2 separate regions of the Homo sapiens genome follow, and region 2 is linked to region 1. The links are chromatin contacts, found by Hi-C or POLR2A ChIA-PET in ENCODE. All regions are on one chromosome and are shown on one strand. Each heading gives the region's core, a stretch centred on a gene start or an enhancer-like site at or near the end of the contact. The rest is flanking DNA. Distances are from core to core; before and after follow the strand shown. Region 1 overlaps RALGDS (ral guanine nucleotide dissociation stimulator). Region 2 holds the start of RPL7A (ribosomal protein L7a).

Region 1 (5,263 bases), core at 178-2,677:
GGCCATCAGGAGACTCCGGGACGAAGCTGATGTTGATCTCCTCCACGTCGGAGCTAGAGGAGCCGGCCGAGTGCACGCTGAGCGCGTCAGCGATGTCCCCGCTGCTGAGGTAGGGGCCACACCTGAGCTGGTCACAGGACTTGGAGTGGGAGCTGCCACTGGTACTGAGCTCAGTGCTGGGGGCCTGGCGGCTGGGTGAAGAGTTGGCTTAGTTAAGGGGGCTCCCCAAGGACACATCCCAACCCCACAGCCCCTGCACCCTGCGCCCAAGGACTGTGCAAAGTGCTGGGACAGTTGCCAGTACTCCATTCACCACAGCCATCTGGGAGAGCATTTAGTATCACCCCATTTCACAGAGGAGGAAACTGAGGCCCAAAAAGGTGAGGGGACTCATCCCAGTCTCAGGGCCAGTCAGCAGCAGGGTAGGATTCCAGGGCCAGCCTCCCTGACTCCCTGAGCCCAGGCTCAGCCCTGAAGCTTCTGAGCCCCAAGGCAGCTGCCCCTACCACCCTTGGCCAGGCCCTTACTCGCTCCAGCGCTTGACAATGGCTGTGTTCTTCTTGGTCCTGAGGGTGTTGCTGGCTGACTCGGATGGGGGCTCCAGCTCGCACGACAGGTTGTAGCTATGAGCAGAGGGGCAGTGGTGTGACAACCAGGGGCCATGCTCCGGCCTTCCCCCAGCACCTGCCCAGAAGCTGGAGTCGGGGTGCCCCGGCCATCCTCAGGCAACAGGGGCTGAGGCTGACCATGGGTCATAGCTGCTGGCCCTCTGGAGCTGGCCCCCTAGGACAGCCTGCCCCCACTGTCCCCATTTGCTGCCCCGGCCTCACCTCTCAGTCTCGCTGAGCCGCTCCACGGCCCGGAACCAGGCCCCAAATTGCTCATCTGGCGCGATGCTGTAGTTGTTGCAGGCCGACTGCAGCAGCTTGATCTGGGCGATCACCTCGAACTCCTGGGGCCAGAGGGAAGCACAGGGCGGTGACAAGGCCCCCCGGGCAGCACAGGGGCCAGTCTCTGGGTCTTTGTTCTTGGGGTCCCTTCCTCCCCTCTACTCCCATCCAGGCCTTCCTGTTCTCAAAGTTGGGCTCAGCCACTCCCCAGGAGGTGGTCCTGGATTATAACCTCCTACCCTCACCCTCCAGTGGGAGGGGACCCCCTTCTCTCTGTGTCCAAATGTCCCATGTCCCATGAATCTAAGGAGAGGGTAGGAGTTGAAATGTCCTACCCTGGTGGGTCTGTTTTCCACCCCTCCCCAAGTCAGGGCTGCCTGCAGCTGCTTACCTTCCTCCTCTTCTCAAAGTTGATGAGTCTGCCCTGGAAGGTGGACACCCAATGGCCGTCAGAAAGTGACCCCTTGACCATTACAGTCTCCCCACCTCATGCTGCACTATCAAGAGTGCCCACCAGGGGGCAGGGCACGCACACCCCTGGATTGAAGCCGGTGCTGGGCACCAGGGCAAGGGGACATGCGGGCAGAGGCTTGGGGACTTCTTGTCCAGCACTCTCGGAGGACAATGGACTGAGGCCTTGGGTGAGAAGGCCCTGCTCAGCCACCACGTGCCGCCTGACCGCTGAGGGCCTGGCTTCCCTCTGTGCTCAGGGTCACTGCCTGAGGGATGGGCTGTGTCCCACTCAGCCAAACCCTGCTGCAGCTCTGTGTTTGGGCAGCCCTGGGGTGTCACCAGCAGGGCACTGAGCTGTTTACTCATTGCTGGGACAGGTGTGGCAGCCCAGCCCCCAGGGCTCAGGGAAGGTCTCTCCTCCCGGGCCCTACTCCAGCCCCGCCCGGCACACTCACATACAGATAGTCCTTCATGGCAGTGTCCAGCATCACCAGGTCGGTGAGGAACGTGCCCAGGTAGGGAACGGTGCCCTGGATGATGCCCTGTGACATTGGGGTAGGAGGATGAGCAAGGCCCCTCCCCTGAAGGCTTTCTCAGCCCCCAGCCCCAACTGGTCTCACTTGGAACAGCTGGGGGACCTCTGGGGGCCTCCTGGGGCCCACTGTCTCCCTGGACCCCAGACTCCCTCTAGCCATCTCCCTGGCTGGCATCTGGGAAATGCCAGGTTCCCAAGTCGTGTGGCCCCTGGCCCTCCCCAGCCCCACACCCGCCTGAGCCGGCTCTGCCAGGCCTGTCCTTTCGTGGCTGCAGCTGGTCTTCCCAGATACCAGCTGATCCAGGTGTGGCTCTGCTAGGGTCCAGAGGAGGCTACCTCTAATGGGGCCCATAGGCACCGTGGCTAGAGAGGAAAGGGCCCTCCTCCCTACCCCCAGGCCAGCCCCCTGCCCCTCCGCGGCCTTGGGCACTCTCACCGTCTCCTTCGGCCGTTTCTGGGCTCTCTTGGGGTTCATCTCCAGGGTGGCAAACTTGGAGGTGCCCTCCTGCCAGGGTAGAGGACAGGGTCAGCAAGGCCCTATCCCCTCAGCCCTCAGGCACCCTGACCTGGGGTGCTGCCAGTGTGGTCGGGTTCCAGGGCTGACCCTGTATCAATACTCACTAGTGTGGGGTCCTGGGCCGGTGGCCTGGCCTTCCTGAGCCTGCCTCCCCCTCTGGAAAGTGCGGATGAGAACTCCGCCTGCTGCATGGTGCGGTGGCTCACGCCTGTAATCCCAGCATTTTGGAAGGCCAAGGCAGGTGGATCACTTGAGGTCAGGAGTTTAAGACCAGCCTGGCCAACACAGTGAAACCCCATCTCTACTAAAAAATACAAAAATTACCTGGGTTGGTGGTGCACACCTATAATCCCAGCTACTTGGGAAGCTGAGGCAGGAGAATCCCTTGAACCCAGGAGGTGGGGATTGCAGTGAGCCGAGATCACGCCATTGCACTCCAGCCTGGGAGACAGAGCGAGACTCCTTCTCTAAACAAATAAAAAAACTCCACCTGCCTCGCAGGGCCTCAGAGACTCTGCGCTACAGTCCTGTTATGGCTGCACACTCCTTTCTCCCTTGAACCTTCCATAAGGTCAGCACCCCAGGGCTGGCATTCCTCCATTTTCTAGATGAGGAAACTATGGCCCTGAGATGGGCAGTGACTTGCCCTGGGCCCCCCAGGGACTCAGAACAGGCTCTTCTGTCCTAGCCAGAGGCTCTGCCCCATCTGCCTTTACCCGTTTGGTCACTGATCAGGGTACCGTCCTCTGGGCTTCTCGTGCATGCCAGGGCCCCCAGTGGAGCTGTGCCACGGAGGGAGAGGGACAGGTGTCCCAGGAGCCCCCTGCGATGCTCCCCTGTAGGGAACTCTGTGTGTGTCCACGCAGGAGGGGGGCCCTAGATGCCATTTCACTGACCGGGTATGCCAGGGGCACCAGGCAGTGACACTTGACTCCCTCTGAGGCCTCGTGAATCCATTAGTCACTGAAAGTTCTCCTCAGTCATCTGGGGTATCCGCCACAGCTAATGGGGTGCCATGGGAAGAATTCTACAGGGTTCTCTGGTCAGTGTCTCTTCTCGGGGCAGGGTAGGGAAGCCACATGGGGCCTCCAAATCTGCCTCCCAGGTCTGGCCACCTGGCCCCTGGCATCCCCTGCAGCTCCTGTCCCTGGGGTAGGCAGGCTGCCCTCTCCTTGGGTGTGTAGAGCAGACAGAGGTAGCGTCAGGAGCCTGGCCTCCCGGGGACAGACTGGGCCGGTGTGGGGGCAGGAGCCGCATCCCCTTCCCACCCAGCAGGAGGGACCGGCGAGGAAGCCAGAGGCCTGCTGGTCCTGATGCCCATCTACTCCTCCTGGAACCTCCACTGCTACCCTTACTGTGTCCAATTAACTGGGGCCCTGTCCCTCAAACACCCAGGGGCCAAACAGATCCCTCTTCCCCCTTCACGCACACGGGAAAGGAACTTTCCCAGCAAGAAGCGAATGCCACCGCCCGCCGCCCCAGCCCCCGCCCCAGCCCCCGCCCCAGCCCCCGCCCCAGCCCCAGCCCCCGCCCCAGCCCCCGCCCCAGCCCCCGCCCCAGCCCCCGCCCCAGCCTGCCGCCACTCCACCTTGATGAGCAGCTCCCGGCTCAATGAGTAGTTGTTCTCATCTGAGAAGATCTCTGACAGCTTCTGAAAGATCCGGAAACTGTCCCTGTCAGAAGGGCAAAGAAGGAAAGAGAAAGCTGGGAATGGTAGGGAGGGGTGTGAGTGCAAATCCGTTTTATTTTAGAGCTGAAAGACCCCAGACTGCCTGAACGCAGCACACAGGGTACCCCAGAGCACTAACGCTCTGCAGGTCTGGGGAGGGGGCCTTCATGTTGGTGCAACAGGACCCCATTCCCGTTTCCACTGAGCAGCTATTTCCAAAGGGGTTTTTTTCTTTTTTTGGAGACAGTTTCAGTCACCCAGGCTGGAGTGCAGTGGCCAGATGTCGACTCATTGCAACCTCTACCTCCTGGGTCCAAGAAATTCTCCTGCCTCAGCCTCCCAAGTAGCTGGGATTACAGGCGTTAGCCATTGCGCCTGGCACAAAGGTTTTGATTTCAATTGGATGAGGGTTCTGTGGCTACAACACGAATACCTGAAAATCTCTGATGTGGCTCAACCCACCATCTGACAGCTTAGGAAGCCGAGCTCTGAGGCAGAGCTGCTGCCAACTCAGGTCAGTGAAGGGTCCCTGCCCTCAGGGTTTGTGGCCTCCCATGGGCTCACTAAGGGGGTGATGCCAGCCCTGTGGGAGGTCCCTGGTGCACCAGGAGCTCCTACAGAGGCATGCCCACCTGGAAACGTCTTCCCACGTCTTCTTCAGACGGTGGATGGAGTTGCTCTGCAGGGCAGAGAGGATGGCATACAGTGACGAGAAGTTCTTGAGGATCCGGCACTCCTGGGGCGGGAAGAGCAGGAGGCATGAGGTGGGGCTGGAGCTCCCAGCTTGCCTGGCCTCAGTCCCCCTTGGCCAAGCCTCCCCTCCTAATGAGACAGACACCCAGGGAGTCCCCAGAGGGCACGCCTGCGACCCGGGGGTGACAGGAGGATTTTAGCTCAACCCAAGGAAAGAGTGTAAGGAAGACGTGAGCATCCAGGCAGTGGGCTGGGAGAGTCAAGGCCAGCATGCCCCTGGGAAGGGTAGACTGGGGCCTGTACAGGGCCTTGGACTGCAGACCACAACCTGAGAACAGATGAAGCCAAAGTGGGGGCCCAGGCCCCTCCTCTGGCATACCCTGGCCACCTCGATCCAGTGCTCCACCACCCTGGCCCTGTCTGGGGCTTTCGTGCTTCGGTTCCCGAGGCAGGTGGTGATGACACAGTTGGCCACACTGTTGAACTGGGTGACAGTGGCGCGGATG
Region 2 (5,072 bases), core at 114-2,613, 240 kb after region 1:
CACCGCAGGGGGTGCCAGGACTGGCCCCGCCTTTGCCAGAGCAAGCTCATCCTGGAACTCCTGGCCAGCCCTCCAAGCCCTGTCCAGGGCTCCAGTCCAGACTTCACGTCCAGGCCCACAGCGTGTCCCAGGGAGCCCTGCAAACTCAACACCAGCTCCCCGTCCCCAGCCCTTGGCTTAACTTCTTAGCCCGCCGCCACCTTCGCCACGCCCTCCCATCCGAAGAGTCCTTCCAATTCGACCCCTCTGCACCGCCTACATCCACGCTTTCCTTCCACTCCCACTCAGGCTGCCCCGCTCCAGACCTCATCCCTGCACTGCGGGCCCCGCTCCCTCCAGTCTCTGCGCGGCAGGGAAGAGGTCCTAAAAAGTGGTCATTCCAACCGGGCGCGGTGGCTCACGCCTGTAATCCCAGCACTTTGGGAGGCCGAGGCAGGGATCACCTGAGGTCAGGAGTTTGAGACTAGCCTGACCAACATGGTGAAACCCCAACTCTACTAAAAATACAAAAATTAGCCGGGCGTGATGGCAGGCGCCTGTAATCCCAGCTACTCGGGAGGCTGAGGCAGGAGAATCGCTTGAACCCGGGAAGCACAGGTCGCAGTGAGCCGAGATCGCGCCACTGCACTCCAGCCTGGGCGACAGGGGGAGACTACGTCTCCAAAAGAAAAAAAAAAGGGGGGTAATTCCACTCCCTCGCTTAACATCCCTCATGGTTCCCCGGTGCGCCGGGACAAGGGGCTCAAGTTCCGCGCCGCGCCTCTCGGCCTCTGCCCTCCAGCCGCACTGGACGGCCTCGGCGCTGGAGTTGCCTGGCCCTGGGGCCGGGCCTTTGCGCGCGGTGCTCAGGGAGGGCCCGGGGCCCCCTAGGTTCGGAGTCTGGCGCACGACCGAGCGGACTCCTGGACGCACTCGCATTGTTTGTGCCCATTTTTGGCGGGGTGTGGGAAATAAGTCACACGCAGGAAAGGGGATCTCCGACCCCAGCGCCTACGCACCCACCCACCCCCACTCCCGCCCACACACCCACCCCCCCTCCATCCCCACCCCCCACCACACCCTCATACCCGCCCCAGCGCCCGCACACCAGACGCCGCGTCCGCCGGGTCGGCCTAGGGCGGGGTGGTCAAGTGCCTCTGCGACCCGCACTTTCCCGCGTCTCTCCCACGGCCTGGCCCTCCCGCCGCAGTCTCTCTTCCCCGCCGCGCCGCGGTCCGAAAACCTAGTCAGCCGCCGCAGCCTCTCGGCCCCGCCTCGATTTTTAGCTTTATAGGAATGCTGTTGCTTTAAATCCGAAATCCCGTGCCGGTATCAACTCTCGCGATCTCCGAGGCCGCATACATATTACCCACAATTCCCTTTCCTTTCTCTCTCCTCCCGCCGCCCAAGATGGTGAGTGAGCTGTAGTTCCGTGGCACTATAGCCAGGTTCCGGCTGTATCCGCTGCCATCCTCCTCCAGGCGCGGCCTCGGAGGGCCTCCTGCTCCTCCTGGCGCTAGGAGAGCCCCACTCGGTGTGGCACGGAGACACCGAGGTGGATTAGAGCCCCACTTGGTGTGGCACGGAGACATTGAGATGGACTAGAGCCCCGGGCGGCCGAGAGCGGAATGCGTTGTTCCCGGTGTCGCAGGGCTGGGTGTCGCAGGCCTGGAGCACCGCAGTGCGGGGCTCGGAGCCCTAGCGTCTCTCGGGCTTGCTGGGGGCCGCTCCAGAGGCCTTGTGAGCGACGAGTTCTGAGCCCGCCCCTGTTGCTTCTAGAGCCTGTGGGGCCGCGACTCAGAGGAGTCATGAGTCCGGGGTGTCTCCTGGGTGGGCGACGCGAAGAGAGCGTGGTCTCGGGCTTAGCCTTGCTCTGGCCACTCGGGGTTCCCGGGGCTGCATGCTTGTGCGGCTGAATGTGAGATGCTCCTGTCGAGGGGTGGTGCTGGGGGGTTGCAGAAAGCTGCTCGCCAGCTTAGTTCAGGCAGGTGCTGTCAGCGTCCCTTGTTTTGGAGGAGCCAGCCTGAGCCCTACCCCCGACGAAGCGAGTGGAGGCGGCGGTTTAACTGACGTTTTCTTTCTGCCCAGCCGAAAGGAAAGAAGGCCAAGGGAAAGAAGGTGGCTCCGGCCCCAGCTGTCGTGAAGAAGCAGGAGGCTAAGAAAGTGGTGAATCCCCTGTTTGAGAAAAGGCCTAAGAATTTTGGCATTGGTAAGTAACAAACGGCAGAATGAAAACGGTCTATGTTTTTCTCAAGGGAAGGTGGTAATTGGGTTGTGTTGTATCTTGTAGGTTTTAGTGGGTGTAAAGTGGTCGCAGTCCTTAATTTGTGTCTCTTAGAGACGGGGGCAATGATACATGCTTCTTGCTTTCATTGGGAGTTGCTGAGCGAGCATTCAGCTCAATATGGTAGTGGCCTTGAATTCAGCTTAGCCATCTGGAAACAAGTACAGTAGCAGTGTCGCAGCGAGGTACTAGGACTGCAATTCTGCTGTACTTCGTGGCACCTTGGCTTCTTGTTAGATGAGGAAAAGCATCGTGCTCTTTGTTCTCAGGTGTTTGTGTGCAGATGATGTAAAAGAATATTTGCTATCTGAGAGATGGTGATGACATTTTAAACCACCAAGATCGCTGATGCACCAACACCCTTCCTAGTGGCCCCAGACATGAACTTGACATGGAATTTGAGCCTCACTCGGTGTCACCCTTTACTTCTCAGGACAGGACATCCAGCCCAAAAGAGACCTCACCCGCTTTGTGAAATGGCCCCGCTATATCAGGTTGCAGCGGCAGAGAGCCATCCTCTATAAGCGGCTGAAAGTGCCTCCTGCGATTAACCAGTTCACCCAGGCCCTGGACCGCCAAACAGGTGAGGTTCTGTGGCGTGGAAAGGAGTTTCTCAGGCAAGGATTCCTTATTTCATCCAGAACATGAGGGGGATGGTCTTAGGCTTCTTGAACTGCAGTTGTCATTAAATTATAGTCATATAGCAGGACCGCAGTCCAGCATTTGTTATTAAGTGTTAAGTGACAAGGATTAGAACCTTGACTCCAAGCCTAAACTGAAGAGTGTTTTTCCAGCTACTCAGCTGCTTAAGCTGGCCCACAAGTACAGACCAGAGACAAAGCAAGAGAAGAAGCAGAGACTGTTGGCCCGGGCCGAGAAGAAGGCTGCTGGCAAAGGGGACGTCCCAACGAAGAGACCACCTGTCCTTCGAGCAGGTGAGTAGGCCCCACCTTAGGGTGAACACTGGGGGCGGGCTGTTGCAGTGATGTAAAATTTCTTGGCCTGAAATTACTGTGAAGAGTAAAACCGAGCTTTTTAACACTGAGTCAGCAGCTGAGCCCAGCAGCTTCTTGTGACTAGAGCAGGCCCTGTGAGTGCTCACAAAGTGGTTGTGTGTTCTAGGAGTTAACACCGTCACCACCTTGGTGGAGAACAAGAAAGCTCAGCTGGTGGTGATTGCACACGACGTGGATCCCATCGAGGTGCGTTTGCCTGTTGACTGCTAACCCAAGGGCTTCTGGCAGTACCAGGAAGAGAGAGTAGACCTAATGCCAAGTCAGTGATGGGACCGAAGTGGGTGAGGGCAGTACTGACACAGATCCAACACATGCGTGGCTCTTGCAATGATGTGAATCTCTCACTGAATTCAACCTTGAAGTGCGAATCCATGAGCTTTTTAACCCTGAGCAATTGTTACAAGCTAACTGAAATTTGCTGCTTTTGGTCAAAATACAGTCTTCAGCTAATGCTTTCTTCCAGCTGGTTGTCTTCTTGCCTGCCCTGTGTCGTAAAATGGGGGTCCCTTACTGCATTATCAAGGGAAAGGCAAGACTGGGACGTCTAGTCCACAGGAAGACCTGCACCACTGTCGCCTTCACACAGGTGAACTCGTAAGTACACAGCCTGGCCCCAAACTTCCCCCCAGTTCATTTAATCCATGCCTCACAGTTGTTTCCTTTTGCCTTAAAGGCCAATCTTTTAGTTTAAGAAATATATTTATCTGAACTTTTGCCAATGATGGTTAAGAATTTCTTCACCTGAATAAACCATGTGGTCAGCATTGCATCTGAGGCAAAAGACTGTCTTGAGCTAAAAGGTATTTTTGCATTCTAAAAGGGAAACTAAGGCAAAAAACCCACTTTTGTTTCCCCTCCTGCCTTTTAGGGAAGACAAAGGCGCTTTGGCTAAGCTGGTGGAAGCTATCAGGACCAATTACAATGACAGATACGATGAGGTAAGAGGCAGCTTTACACCAAAATACTGTCATTCACAAATCTTTCTCCCAAATAACTGGCTGGCTTAACCTATGAGAAGTTCTATCTGACGATCAGCTTGGAACAGCCAAACAGAATTAACGCAACTAATAACCTTGAAAATCTCAGAAAACAGTAAGCCAAGCTAACTGCCTCTTTTTGTCTTTTCAGATCCGCCGTCACTGGGGTGGCAATGTCCTGGGTCCTAAGTCTGTGGCTCGTATCGCCAAGCTCGAAAAGGCAAAGGCTAAAGAACTTGCCACTAAACTGGGTTAAATGTACACTGTTGAGTTTTCTGTACATAAAAATAATTGAAATAATACAAATTTTCCTTCAGCCAGTGTCTGTTGAGTATCTCGGGTTGAATCTTACTTGGGGTTAGCAAGTATCTTTTTGAGACACAGCCTCACTCTGTCGCCCAGGCTGGAGTGCAGTGGTGTGATGTCAAAGCAACCTTCGCCTCCCAGGTTTAGGATATTCTGGTGCCTCAGCATCCCAACTGGCTGGCCCATATTTGTGTTTTTGGTAGAGATGGGGTTTCACCATGTTAGCCAGGCTGGTCTGAGCTCCTGACCGCACCCGGCCCTTCCCACCCTTAAATACATTCTTAAACCAGGCATTTTGTTCCCTAGAGATGTAACTTGAGTATCAAGTTTTGGGAAAGTTCTTTGGACTGAAACCAAGCCAGGATTTTATGATGAACCAGTCATGAGCTCATTTAAGGTAGAAGGCCAGAACTTTATACCAGTAGCACATGATCCAGCATAAAGGCAGTCTTGAAATACTGCATTATCCAGGGACAGGGCTTCAGCAGCTGATCTGTCACACACCAGGTG

Evidence for each region. A loop is a pair of places that touch in the nucleus more often than their neighbours do. ChIA-PET counts read pairs that join two places held with the same protein, here RNA polymerase II (POLR2A). Pooled maps may share reads with other maps.
Region 2: a pooled map shows a loop between it and region 1 (2.3-fold over the local background). The contact joins the promoter of RPL7A here to the enhancer-like site in region 1. A Hi-C loop is called at or near these places in 2 of 168 maps with a recorded cell type or tissue (esophagus muscularis mucosa and naive thymus-derived CD4-positive, alpha-beta T cell), 3 of 37 single-sample maps with no recorded cell type and 9 of 50 pooled maps. POLR2A ChIA-PET finds 5 or more read pairs at or near these places in 5 of 52 experiments (A549, H1, HEK293T and 2 more).

Annotation. Positions count from the first base shown.
Region 1 is chr9:133,101,949-133,107,211 of GRCh38, forward strand. It overlaps RALGDS (ral guanine nucleotide dissociation stimulator), which reads right to left. Exons shown (of 18, transcript NM_006266.4): 7 at 5,137-5,263; 8 at 4,697-4,800; 9 at 3,984-4,068; 10 at 2,315-2,383; 11 at 1,799-1,885; 12 at 1,282-1,314; 13 at 831-952; 14 at 528-623; 15 at 1-191. Among named protein-coding and RNA genes, the nearest start is that of RALGDS, 17 kb to the right of the region's middle. RefSeq lists an enhancer at 1-453. Within about 2 kb of position 1,428, at least 8 of the 41 ENCODE cell types and tissues checked have a DNase peak (open chromatin) inside an H3K27ac peak, as active enhancers do.
Region 2 is chr9:133,346,855-133,351,926 of GRCh38, forward strand. RPL7A (ribosomal protein L7a) reads left to right here and starts at 1,364. Exons shown (of 8, transcript NM_000972.3): 1 at 1,364-1,392; 2 at 2,068-2,188; 3 at 2,697-2,846; 4 at 3,058-3,198; 5 at 3,386-3,465; 6 at 3,743-3,873; 7 at 4,148-4,217; 8 at 4,408-4,572. The coding sequence starts at 1,390. The coding sequence ends at 4,512. MED22 (mediator complex subunit 22) reads right to left here and starts at 1,277. Exons shown (of 5, transcript NM_133640.5): 1 at 1,068-1,277. SNORD24 (small nucleolar RNA, C/D box 24) reads left to right here and starts at 2,542; the gene lies at 2,542-2,616. It overlaps SURF1 (SURF1 cytochrome c oxidase assembly factor), which reads right to left. Exons shown (of 9, transcript NM_003172.4): 9 at 4,904-5,072. The coding sequence ends at 5,059. It also overlaps SNORD36B, SNORD36A and SNORD36C. RefSeq lists enhancers at 1,160-1,454, 1,316-1,785.